Linked DNA regions of Homo sapiens: region 2 is linked to region 1. The links are chromatin loops, found by intact Hi-C in ENCODE. Cell type or tissue: B cell. All regions are shown on one strand. Links, peaks and the distances in the headings refer to the core of each region. The heading gives the core; the rest is flanking DNA.

Region 1 (5,754 bases), core at 256-5,255:
ATCATATGTGGTTAAAAATTATGGTAGATGTGTCACACTTAGTCGACACTTAAAAATGTCTACTTGTAATATGTGTTCATGTATGTACATCTCTGTGTATATACATAAAGGATAGATATAGATGGACAATATAATGTGTATACTTTACAAAATTCTGATATATAACTATACACTTATGGTGGTGAGTGCTCAAGCAATTTAGCAATAGAAGAGCACTCTAGGAGACATGGAAAACACTGGTCTTCAGAATAAGGTGTGAGGTCCTCAGTGTAATAGCCGAGGCCTTTGTTATCTGGCTCCAATCCATTTTCTCCCATTACTGCTCCACCTACTCAAATAGAATTGATCTCCTGGATCTCCCTTATTCCCATCCTGTATTTATACCCTACCCTTATATGGTCTTGTTCTTTTTGTTCTCTCTGCCTGAGACTTCCTCTTTTATTTCTGCCTACCAAACAATGCCCTATTTTGAACTATTGCCTGACTAAAATCTTTATCAGCTCATTCAACTCCGTGAGTTCTTCACTGATCATTCAGCTAACAGTGATGCCCCTTGCTCTAAATCCCATAGGAATTAATCACATTTGTGGCTTATATCATATGTTATATTTAAATTACTTGATTTTATGGTTTATACACTCATTCAGTAAATATGTAATAGGTGCCTCATGTGGGCCAGCAAGTAGCAAATATATCTTTGCTGCAAATAAGCTTACACTTTTTCTCTTTGGTGAAATTTTGTTTCTGAAGAATAAGGTTATATTTATGTACCTTTGCAGTTATATTCAGAACAGACAAGATGTCTTGAATTTAATAGTTGCTGAATAAAAATTGGTGAATGTGTAAAGTGATTTCATTTAGCTGTTGGTGAATACATGTAGTGCTTTAGAATGTAAGAAGAGATTATACTAAAAGCTGCCATATTTTTCATCCTTATAAGCAACTATACCTCTTCCTACTATTTTCTATATGTAACATAAGCCTAGATTAAAACTACTGAAGATTTTACCTTTTGAAATATATGCTGAGTTAATCTTCACATATCTGCAAATTTCATATGGAGAATTATGAGAATAAATTAAAGCACATTGACATGTATTTTTTGAAAGAAAGATATTACTATTTTACTTTGCATTATATAAATAAATATGGCAAAAGTTTTTTGGGAAAGCTTCAGTATTTCAATAGCCCAGTTCACCGCTTTATGATCTGTCTGTATACACAGTGGTTCAGTTATTCCTCCATCGAAGCTGATTCCAATGAATGCCCTATAGAAAGAAGAAAGAAGAAAGAATAGAAAGGAGAAGTAGATATTTCAAATTTTGCTTAACTCTGCTGGCAGTTTTCCATGATGTCAGCCGTATTTTCTTTTTGCTCCAATGCAGGAGTTCATGGGGCTTATTTCTATGTTTCTTTAAACCTGTTCTCAAGCCATGATGCTGAAGATCCCCCCAAATACATGGCGGACCTCATTCGAGTTGTAAAGCAAATTTTTCAAAACAGGATTTTATATCTTTATTTTTCTTTGCAGTTGATGTGGCTCTGAGTTGCGTTCTGACTGAGCTCCTGAAAAACAGTACTGAGAAGCTGTCTATAAATAAGTAGTTTTGTTTACAGGAACTTACTGGGGAACTGGACTTGTACCACCTGCCATTTGGCCAATGTTGAGAAGTGAGAGGAAGGGGTTTCAGATAATTCAAATCAGCCAATCTACCTCAATGGAGGCTACCTTCTTTTTCTTATTGTTCTAAACTAGGTGTACATACCTTTTCCTAACTAATACACCTTAGATTAGAGCTATCAAGCAATGTTCTTTTACTTTCTCCTATTATACCTGGCCCTCTCTTCTTACAAGCTTTCTAAGAATGTATTTCCTTTGCCTATTGTGTCAACTAAAAGAGAATTGGGTAGGATGAAAAGAACTACATGAAAATAAACTGCCTAGATTTATGAAAATAAATATATGCAAAGTTTTACACTTACCCAAAATTCTTAATTTAAGCCAGCTAAGAAACTTCAATTCTGTGGGCTAGTGGCAAACTGGAGTCCATATGGAGTTTCTCAATTGGTCTTTCGAGTAGGTGGAATATAAATATCATGACAGCATTTCTGTCATGTCCCTTCCGTGGTCAGAGATGCTGTCTTTTCTATCTTGTTGGCCCAATGAATGGCGTGTCATGACAGAAATCATTAGTGAATTTTGTTTAATGAGGTAGCCACTCAGCTGATAAGTAACTAAAGCCAGACACTTGTTTCCTGAGATGGGTTTTGTATAAACCTAAAATGCCATTAGAAGAGGGAGGCAATTCTATTACTAATTTAAGGCTCACTTAAAGCTTGCTATTAAGGCAAATAAGAAATGAGTAGGCAAAGTTTTCTGTACATTCTGTAAAACATAAAGTAATATGAGGTAATTGGAAGATAGTCTGAAAAAAAAGCCTATCATTCTCTCCAAAATTTTACCCATTTCACCCACACTTACCAGTGTCATAGCCCACGCTGACTCCGATGGCTGAGAACATCTGTAAGATGAAGAACTAGTACTGTATTCTGAGTCACATATCCTATTTTTATTTTAAAGCCTATTTAGAGCTTGGCTACTATTAGGCTTGTCCTAATTTTCCTCAGTTACTGTGATTTTGATTACTTGCAAAATATACACTAATAGAGACTGTTTTTAGTGGATGCCTAGGATTAGAGAAATAAAGATAAGTTAGCTTGTAAGTCAAAAATTTAAATAGACTTAAAAATATAGGAAAAGACAATTGTATTTTGTTTCTTAAATGCCAAATATAATTATTAAGAAATTTTCAGAAGATGTCATCTATTAATACAAACAACAGAAGAATTGAACTGAAGATCTAGCCACTGCTCTGCTCATCACTCTGTTTTCATTAGCAATTATAAGGAAGTAGATCCAGAACTAGAGATGCATGATAACAAGACATTGGTGCAGTAACCAGTACTTTCAGACATCACCACAAAAACAAAAACTCAGTATTTCACAACCCTGTTGCATTGGCAATGTCACAATGCTACCTCGGGCAAGGATGTTGTCTCTTTTTGGGGTAAAATAGAGTTCCTTTTTCCCTCCCACAACCTTCTCCTGTAAATCACTTTTCTTAAAGGACAAACCTAAAGTTTCTTGGTTTCAAAATCACACTCATCATGGTGAGGGAAATCCGGCTCATGCCAATTAGAAAGTCAGCTTAATGTGTTTGCTTAGCTACGGAGAGTGATTAAGGGCACCGTTCCCTGGCAAACTACTTGTGGGTTCAAATATAAAAAGCCTTAAAAACACAATCCTAAGTGGTTTACTAATAACACAATTTACATCACTCTTGTATATTTTCAAAAAAAGAACATTACACCATAGTTTAAAATTTTAGAAAATGTATTAAGCCCACGGTGCTGTCATTGTATTCACTGAGGATGGCAAATTTCATCACACAGCCTCTCCTTGTCAATATATGCTTCTTGCCCTAATCATTATAAAACTCTTTTGGGGCCCCCCTTTCTCACCTAACAAATGCTAAGTGAAATGGAGAATTAATACATTTAGAAATTTAATTGAGGTTAAAAGACATCCTAAAACATACTCCAGACTTTCACCTTGAATATTTAGTGGGTTTTGTTTTTACACTTGAATTAAATAGGTAATAGTTTAAGTGCAGCTCCAATGAAGTGAAAGGCCAAAAAAAGTGGTCATTTTTCATTTCTGGCTACGAATATAATTCTATAGGAAATTTCTACTAGCCATGATGCTTATAAAATTAAAATACAATGGAATATACACAAATGGCCAGCATCTGGGATTGTAATCTGCACCTTCGTGGGGTGGTGAAGGCTGCAAAGATCATGAGAGGAGGAGAAGAATTTAGGGCTTCCTATCATCAATTCAGGCAGTAAGTCCTGAGCAGTAACTCTGGAAAGTCACTGCCATAGAATCACCGTGGTAATAATGTGTCTTGTTTTGGGCAAACTTGTCAACTTATGAAGAGAAAAGAGAAGTCTATAAAGGGCTGGCAATTTAACTTTAATATTCAACAAATGGCAAGCTGCAAATATGAAGAGAATCTTCCTTGTTTTCTTGTTTTTCCAATTGTGTTTATATATTGATGATAATATCAACATAACATTCATTTTATAATGTAAAGCATTATGTCATAAATATTACATATATGGTACTAGCGATATATTTTCAAAAGTTTCCCTTTAAAAAGAACTATGATTCTTATAATATGTTAAAAAATAAAGAACAGGCTACAGATATATCCAGGACACATTGCAGTATCAAAGATTTCAATCTAATGAAAATTTTTTGTTTATCTTGCTTCATTACATTCTCTAAGAATTTAATTTCCAAAGAAAGGAACAACTATTAAGATTTTTAGACTTTTAATGAAATTATTGTTGATTTACCTGCGTTGGGATAAACCATACGACAGAAGAATAGAGAAACAGATAATTATGGGGAGGTTCCTTTATGTTTGAAAAAAATTCATTCCTTAACAGATAGCAGAATGAAAGCATTTTCTTTGCTCTGGCATGTTTTCCAGGAATTCTACTAGTGCATGTGGAGAGAAACATGGCTGCTGCATGGAGTCATAAACCTCAGAGGAAGCTGAGAATGAGATGAAATGTATATGTAACCCTTGTGTATGGCAAGTTTGGCAAGAAAGAAAAAGCATACTTGGCAGATTAAGATAAGGTTTCTCTCTGTTTACTGATATAGTCTCAGGTTTGCATTGTGTGATGAATAATAGGTTGGGGGAAGATATCCTTTGTTTATTCATTCATTTCATCAACAAATATTTAATGAGTACCTACTATATGCCATGCCACAAAGAGTATAAACCTAGAGACAGAATGTTGAGTCACATAGACAGTGCTCCTGATACAATTATTTGAACTGAGTTAACAATACTTCAAGGTTCCATGTCTAATTTACTGGCTAGGTTCTCAACAAAATTTCTGGATAAGTTATTTGGCAATAGATGAACTTCAAATGAATCTCTTATCTTCATTATCACACAGAATGAGTTGTCTGGAATATTGGAAATTCACTGTGCTGTCCAAATTTTCTAAAGCTATACTTTGTGAAATCCCCAAACAATATGGATACATACTTGTCTCGTTCTGCTCTTTGCACCTACAATTGATACATTAAGTGTGCTATTTGCTACTTGTTTAAAGATTTGTGCATGTGTGGACTTTTTTGTGTATTAACCACAAGTAATGTTTTAAATTGCTATTGAGAAATAATGTGAGAAAAATATCTCACGTAGAACCTCATGCAGAGAAAATGTTCAATAAATGATTTTTTCCAATGATTAAACTATACTATTTATACATTTTTCTAAATGTACAAATAGTACATTTGTAGTGTGAACTACAAATAAATATAGTGTGAACATCAAGGACGAGGAACCAAGGGAGGAGTGATTTGTGAGTAGTCATCTGAGGTCATCTAGGGAGACCACTGCCCATATCAAGAAATTCTACTTCAAGAGAAAGTCAGCATTTAGGTGTTTGTCTTGGAGAGGGTATCTAAAGTCAAGAGTTAACTACCAACAGTTGTTGTTAAGTGAAGAAACAATTGCTTCTTTCTTCTAAGTCCACTTCTGCTTTAACTCTCAAGGAGTGAGGGGTAGAAATGATTGCGGGAGGAGGAGGAGTCAGAGAGTAGATTAGTTCCTCCACACCTGCCACATGTCCTTCTGTCCACTGATCAGGCCTAAATTTCTGGGACAG
Region 2 (5,754 bases), core at 470-5,469, 140 kb after region 1:
TAAATTCATCAAGAATTTGACACAATAAACTAAAAAGTGCCGAGGAGAACTTTATTAAGGGAGCAAAAATATATAAGAAATGGCTCTACATTTTGGACAGCTGCATTTGACTTATATACTATTTAAGGAGGTTTGAACTGATTCTCAGAACTAAATGTGTATATTCCCTGGTCTTTTTTTCCACACCCTTTTCTTTTCTTACTTTTTAAAGTGGCTTGATGTATTAGAGATGAAGCAGGTCCTTGACTCCTACCCATTTATCCAATATTTGGAAAAATCTGAGTTAGAACTATAATTTATTCTCTCTCTGTCAGCCAAAATGAGACCATAAATATAAGGGCATTTTATCTACTGTCTATAGAGTCTGCTGCTTTGATCCTGCCTCCTTCTCCAATCAAATTCCGGAAATATTTCTAATTGTAGCCTTATGATTCTCAGAGGGTGCTGTGCTTTTTATTTTCAAACTTATATAAAATCTTTTGGTATTTTTCCTCTCATGTTTATAATTTTGACTTTGATTTTTGCATTCACATTTTCTGAATTTTACAGTAAGACCTTTTTACCATACCTTGTTCCTCTTTTAAGGTTTGTTGCAAAATTCTAATTAACAGATTGAACAACAAAAGAACCCACTGAACACCCACTAGATTTTTTTTGAAGGAGGGGAAACATTCTATAAAAAACACTGAACACTTTAAGACACACACTGATGAACACCTACTTCTTAATGAAATTCATCACCACCTAAATTCAGTTCCTTCTTTCCCACATCATTGCTTCAAACCCCTACACACAAACACCCTTGTAAGACCAGTTTTAATAAGCATATACACCATAATATATATTTTCAAAAAAGCATTTGTAAAACTGTAAATCTTGATTTGTATTTCACATAGATAATAATTTCTTCAATGTTTGACTTCCATTCTGTTGTGTCAACGAGATGATTTACTCTGTTTGTGCCATCATAATTCAAAGATCATTTTTAAAATTATTATTTTTTCTTAAAATTGAAAAGATATAATTTACCAAATTTTTTTGTTGTAGATGTTTTTAAGAAACAGATTTTTAAAAGCAAATTAGTAATGAAGAGAGGGAAGCTGAAAGCATACTAAAGAAAGATTTATGATGGTCAATAGAGAAGAGCAATGTTGAGTAGAGATTTTTTGTTTCACATAAAATATATGAAAGGTAGTGTGCAGCCATTTTGTAGCTTAAGTCCTAGAAGACATCATTTTGGGTTATACTTAGTATAGGTGTAAGCATATATAGTATAGGTGAAAGAATGAAGAAACACTTGCTTATACATACTTTCTTAAGTTTCAAGGGGAAAAAAAAGCCTAACAATTTTACATATGCAAGGTTTAGTCCATAAAGAGAATAGGAATATCTTATCTTTTATTCAGCTAACAGGTTTTAGCAGTTTTCTGAATACTTATGAGTAGCTCAGAAATTCATATAAGTTCATGTAATTCACACAGCATCTGTTGTGAAAAAAATAAAGTGATAATTTACATCCAATTAAAATATTTTTCATTAGATAAAATGCTTTAATAAACCAACAAATTTATGTAAGAAAACATTATTCATTGAGAATAAAACAAATCTTTCTACAGAGTATGCAAAAAGTCCAAGATTGGTCAGCTAGAAAAGGTGTGAGTCAGTCATTTATGTAAAATTTTAATACGTTGAGTACTTTTTTAAAAAAACTGTGTGTCCTTATTGTCTTCCAATTTGTATAAGTTATTTAAAAGCATATTTGCTCATTGGATGCATTCTTATTAAACTGCTAAAACAGTATATCTATCAAACCCCTTGTATCTACTATAGAAGTAGAAATTTCAGGAATGCTTCTTACACACAATCACCTTTCTGTCTTTTAAAAGCTTGCCAATTGTGCTACATAGGAATATATGCAAGCATAGTTTAAAAACAAGTTAAAAGTTTTTTTTTTCATTTCTTTTTCTGATATAAGGATTCTTTACCTTTAAAAATAGGCTTATATTCAATTTGGCAGGAAATTATGCAAATACATTCTGTAAGGGCAGATTCCAATGGTACAACATGAAATAAACTTAAGAAAAAGGGGGAGTCAAGCAAAGAGAAAGTTGGTGGGTCTTGCTATTTTTTTATACTTTAAATATTTTTAGGCCTCTTCACCACTGCTGTTGGGTCATTTCTCTTAGCTATACTAAAGAGCCTTTGTCAGTCTGGAGGAGGCAGCCATGTGTCCATGAATGCTTATTTAGTACGGTGAGGACAGATGGCCTGGAATTGCTGAAGAAGACCTTAAGATATATTTAAAAGAGGAAAGGGAAAGAAACAATAAGGGAGGAAATAAATTAGAGAAGAGGCAAATGTGTGGCAAAGAAAAGTACACACACACATAAACACACACACATGCAAGCCACATGCACACAAATGCAGACAGACTATAAAGTGGTAAGTAGGACCTGTTTTTTTATAGATTTGTCTTTTCTGTAGAAATTTTGGTTTATATTATTGTTGATTTGTTGTCTTTTTAGCAGAAATCTGACAATAACCATCACCACCGTTCTGAGCTTAATCTGTTCATTGATGTGTAGTATACCTTTTATTTTATAGTATCCAAACTTGAAATGTGGATTTTGAATTGTAAAAGCTTGGGGGTTTTACTTAAATAAATATGAGTTAAATTGAAATCCCTGACAGCCTAAGAGTCAATGCTTTAACATAATTTATGTTAGAGTATATCATAATTAATCTTGCTTAGCATTTCCACCCCCACCCTCCCCCCGCCGTTTCCTGTTATTTTAAGAAAATATACACACTATTGCCCAATCAAAACCTCATACAGGAATATGTTATGTACATTGAGAAGGGAAGAGGAAGCGAGGGTGGGGAATGGATGGGCATGGGGACATGTGTTTTCAAATATAAAGATGTGAGATGTTGTGAGATGACAAAAGTAACATTAGTGGATTTTTATTATGTATTTTTTCTTTTCAAGTTATCATATTAACATCTTCCTGTTTTCTTCAGATTTATTCCATTTCAACCATGGTATGACTCTGGCAGGTAACAGAGGACTATTGCTTCAATTGGCAGGTTTTCTACTGCTCATAAAACAAATATTAGATTCCAAATTTCTTCTTATTGCCTTCTGAGTTGTCATGGTTATCGAATGACACTTTCTCTAAATTCTCTCTTTTGTGACTGTTTTCTATGCTTTGTAAAAACAGAATGCTTGAAAAAAAAAACATGAAGTTTGAGTGCTAGAAGAAGCAAAAGCAGCAAGAAACACAAGAGTAAGAAGGAAAGAAACATTTTGTTAACCACAACTTGAAATTAAAAAGATTTTATCCAGAAGCATTAAATGTCACTAAGTACAATAAGGCTAAAAAATACCTGCTTTATATAATGGTTGTCTATACAAACCCTTGGTTACTTGCTGCCTGCCTAGTAAGTTACTCTTGCATTGTGGTTAGAGCTCTTCTGCAACAACCCTAACCCCCCATATCCCCACCAACCTCCACCACCACCAATGAAAAGGCAGCCAGAATGCTGGATCATTCTGAAGTAAATATAAGAAATTTTTTTTTGATAAAGCACCTTTAAAAATAGAATAGCAAGAAGATTCATAAACAGAGCATCTGAAAATGTACAATACTTTTGTCTTACAAAAACATCTGTTGCTCAGATGAGTATTTTGAGCATTGAGTGCTTTAGATTACCCCTCAGAAGGTGTGTTGGGTGGTGGCTCTCTGTGGACTTGGCTTCAGGGAGGTCAGCCTGACTCCTTGGCCTGTTGGCTCAGCAATTTCCCAGTGGTCAGCCAGTCTTACCATAATCACATGCTGGCGCCCCAAGCCTGTTTCTTAACTGTACTCTGTGCCTTCTAATGAAAGCATCCCAAAATATCCCCAACCGCTCAAATTCTGGGGCAGCCGTGACCTCAGACTGGACTGCTGGACATACATTTGCTCAGACAGAATGGTTGATAAAAATCTCCCTGTGGTAATGACTGAAATGCTTGCTCTCTCTTCGCTAGTTTTTGTCACTTCATAGCTTATGATTCCATACATGATTTCGAGTCTTTGACATGCAGCTGACTAGGAAGCTCTAACCCAACACACAGCACCACAGTTTCATGAAAGTTTGAGCCATTAGTGATAAAGAAACAAAGAAAAACTAACTGTAAAGTAACTTTTTGTGTGTAAAGCAACAAATACAACAATAACAGCAATAAAAGGTAACCTATGAAACTTAAAACAGATAAGTCACTTGAAAGTTTTTTGAAAAATGTTGTTTACTCTTCCCTGCAAATAGAAAATATTATGACTATTTTTAAGTAGCATTCCCAATTTAATTTATGGAGGACATACACCAAAGTGGCTGTGGATAAACAAGTGATACTGGACTTCATTACAGTCTTTTTGGTGAGACTTCAGAAGTTTTGAGGATAATAAAACCAAATGAGAAGGGGTCACTTCTCATGAAAATTTCAACTCCATTAGCAGGCAAGCGAAAAGGAGCTGTATCTGAACCCAACAGGTGTTCCTCAGGGTACTTCTCAAGCTTTTGTGTTATCAAATAAGGTAACAGTGTCTTTCCAATGTGGTTTGAACAGAAACAATATTTTCATAGCTTGTTAAGGAAATGAGCAAAAAATAAAACTTAAAGAAAAAACAGAGACATTTATATTGTTATCTCGCCATGTTTTATGTGTATTTTGAAAGTTTTGAAGCTTCTTTTCAGAAGAATGCTTATAGATATATAGCACAATTCACACAACTTGATTCTTACATTAGCTAGAGCTTGTGTTTGAACTAGCCTCTTGGTATTAAATCTTTTATTTTCTTCAATGAAAAAGAATTAGTTGTTAAAAAAGGGTGACACAAAATATACTGACATGGCTTTGTTCAACCACAATACATTATCATTTTTATGATAGTGACTTTCTCCCTAAAAATATGCTTCGTAAATGTGATTGAATGAGAAGGGGAAAAAATCTTTTATTATCTCATCCCTGGAAAGCTTCATTGCCTAAGCTACACTTACTTGCTCCTAAGTATTACAGTATTGAAACAGGTTAGTATGTTGTATAGCAAGTAACTAACGAGACACTAATAGGGATTCCCCCCATGCAGTTAAATACAGCTTGGCAAAAATAATTCCTCTATTATTTATATAAAAGAATATTAAAGCCCCCAAATCTGATTTGGTCTTTCAATAACTAACTCATTTCCTTATAATAAGATTCAGAGTTCAAATTTATGTATGTCACTTTCCTGAGTCTGTTTTCTAAATGTAAGAAAATATATTTATATATAGTATGCAAATATATATATGATAAATACTAATGATAGATATTATACATTTACCATTATCTATATAATGATAGGCCACTTCTTATAACAAGGAAAAAATGTACAAATTCAGTTTAGCCTAGGAATTCTCTGGGTCTTTGGCTACTATCTTCTTGTTTTTCTTTCTCCTCTGGGGGAGAGTAATAAGACAGGCCTGATAAGACTCACAAGTAGTGTTGAAAACAAGTAAAAGTCAATTTACTTCACTAATTTTTGACATGCTGCTTTCTTTTACTGCAGAACGCTAACTCTTTTTTTCTTTTCAGAATCAGTCAATTTTTTTTTTTTTGCAATCTATTTTTTCCCTTAGAAAGTAACCCCTTGTGTCCTACCTTAGGCTCCTCACTGAATGATCTCTTTTTCTTCTAATTATATTTCTTCACCTTGGGAGGGACTCACACTGCTT

The links. Peaks named below come from ENCODE experiments on the same cell type or tissue, not always from the same donor. Only the 100,000 strongest peaks of a DNase experiment are listed, where the experiment ranks them.
Region 2: it touches region 1 in a loop (2.3-fold over the local background); 2 of 110 quality-filtered maps call a loop at or near these places.

The regions. Positions count from the first base shown.
Region 1 is chr5:89,300,191-89,305,944 of GRCh38, forward strand. The region is part of intron 7 of MEF2C-AS1 (MEF2C antisense RNA 1); the gene reads left to right. Among named protein-coding and RNA genes, the nearest start is that of LINC02161, 280 kb to the right of the region's middle. In B cell, for the core only: no CTCF peak of the experiment used is centred there; DNase peaks (open chromatin) are centred at 441, 1,611, 1,671 and 3,011; H3K4me3 peaks cover 1,745 bases; H3K27ac peaks cover 3,287 bases.
Region 2 is chr5:89,441,462-89,447,215 of GRCh38, forward strand. All of the region lies in intron 8 of MEF2C-AS1 (MEF2C antisense RNA 1), which reads left to right. Among named protein-coding and RNA genes, the nearest start is that of LINC02161, 140 kb to the right of the region's middle. In B cell, for the core only: no CTCF peak of the experiment used is centred there; DNase peaks (open chromatin) are centred at 630, 2,407 and 2,910; H3K4me3 peaks cover 2,597 bases; H3K27ac peaks cover 5,000 bases.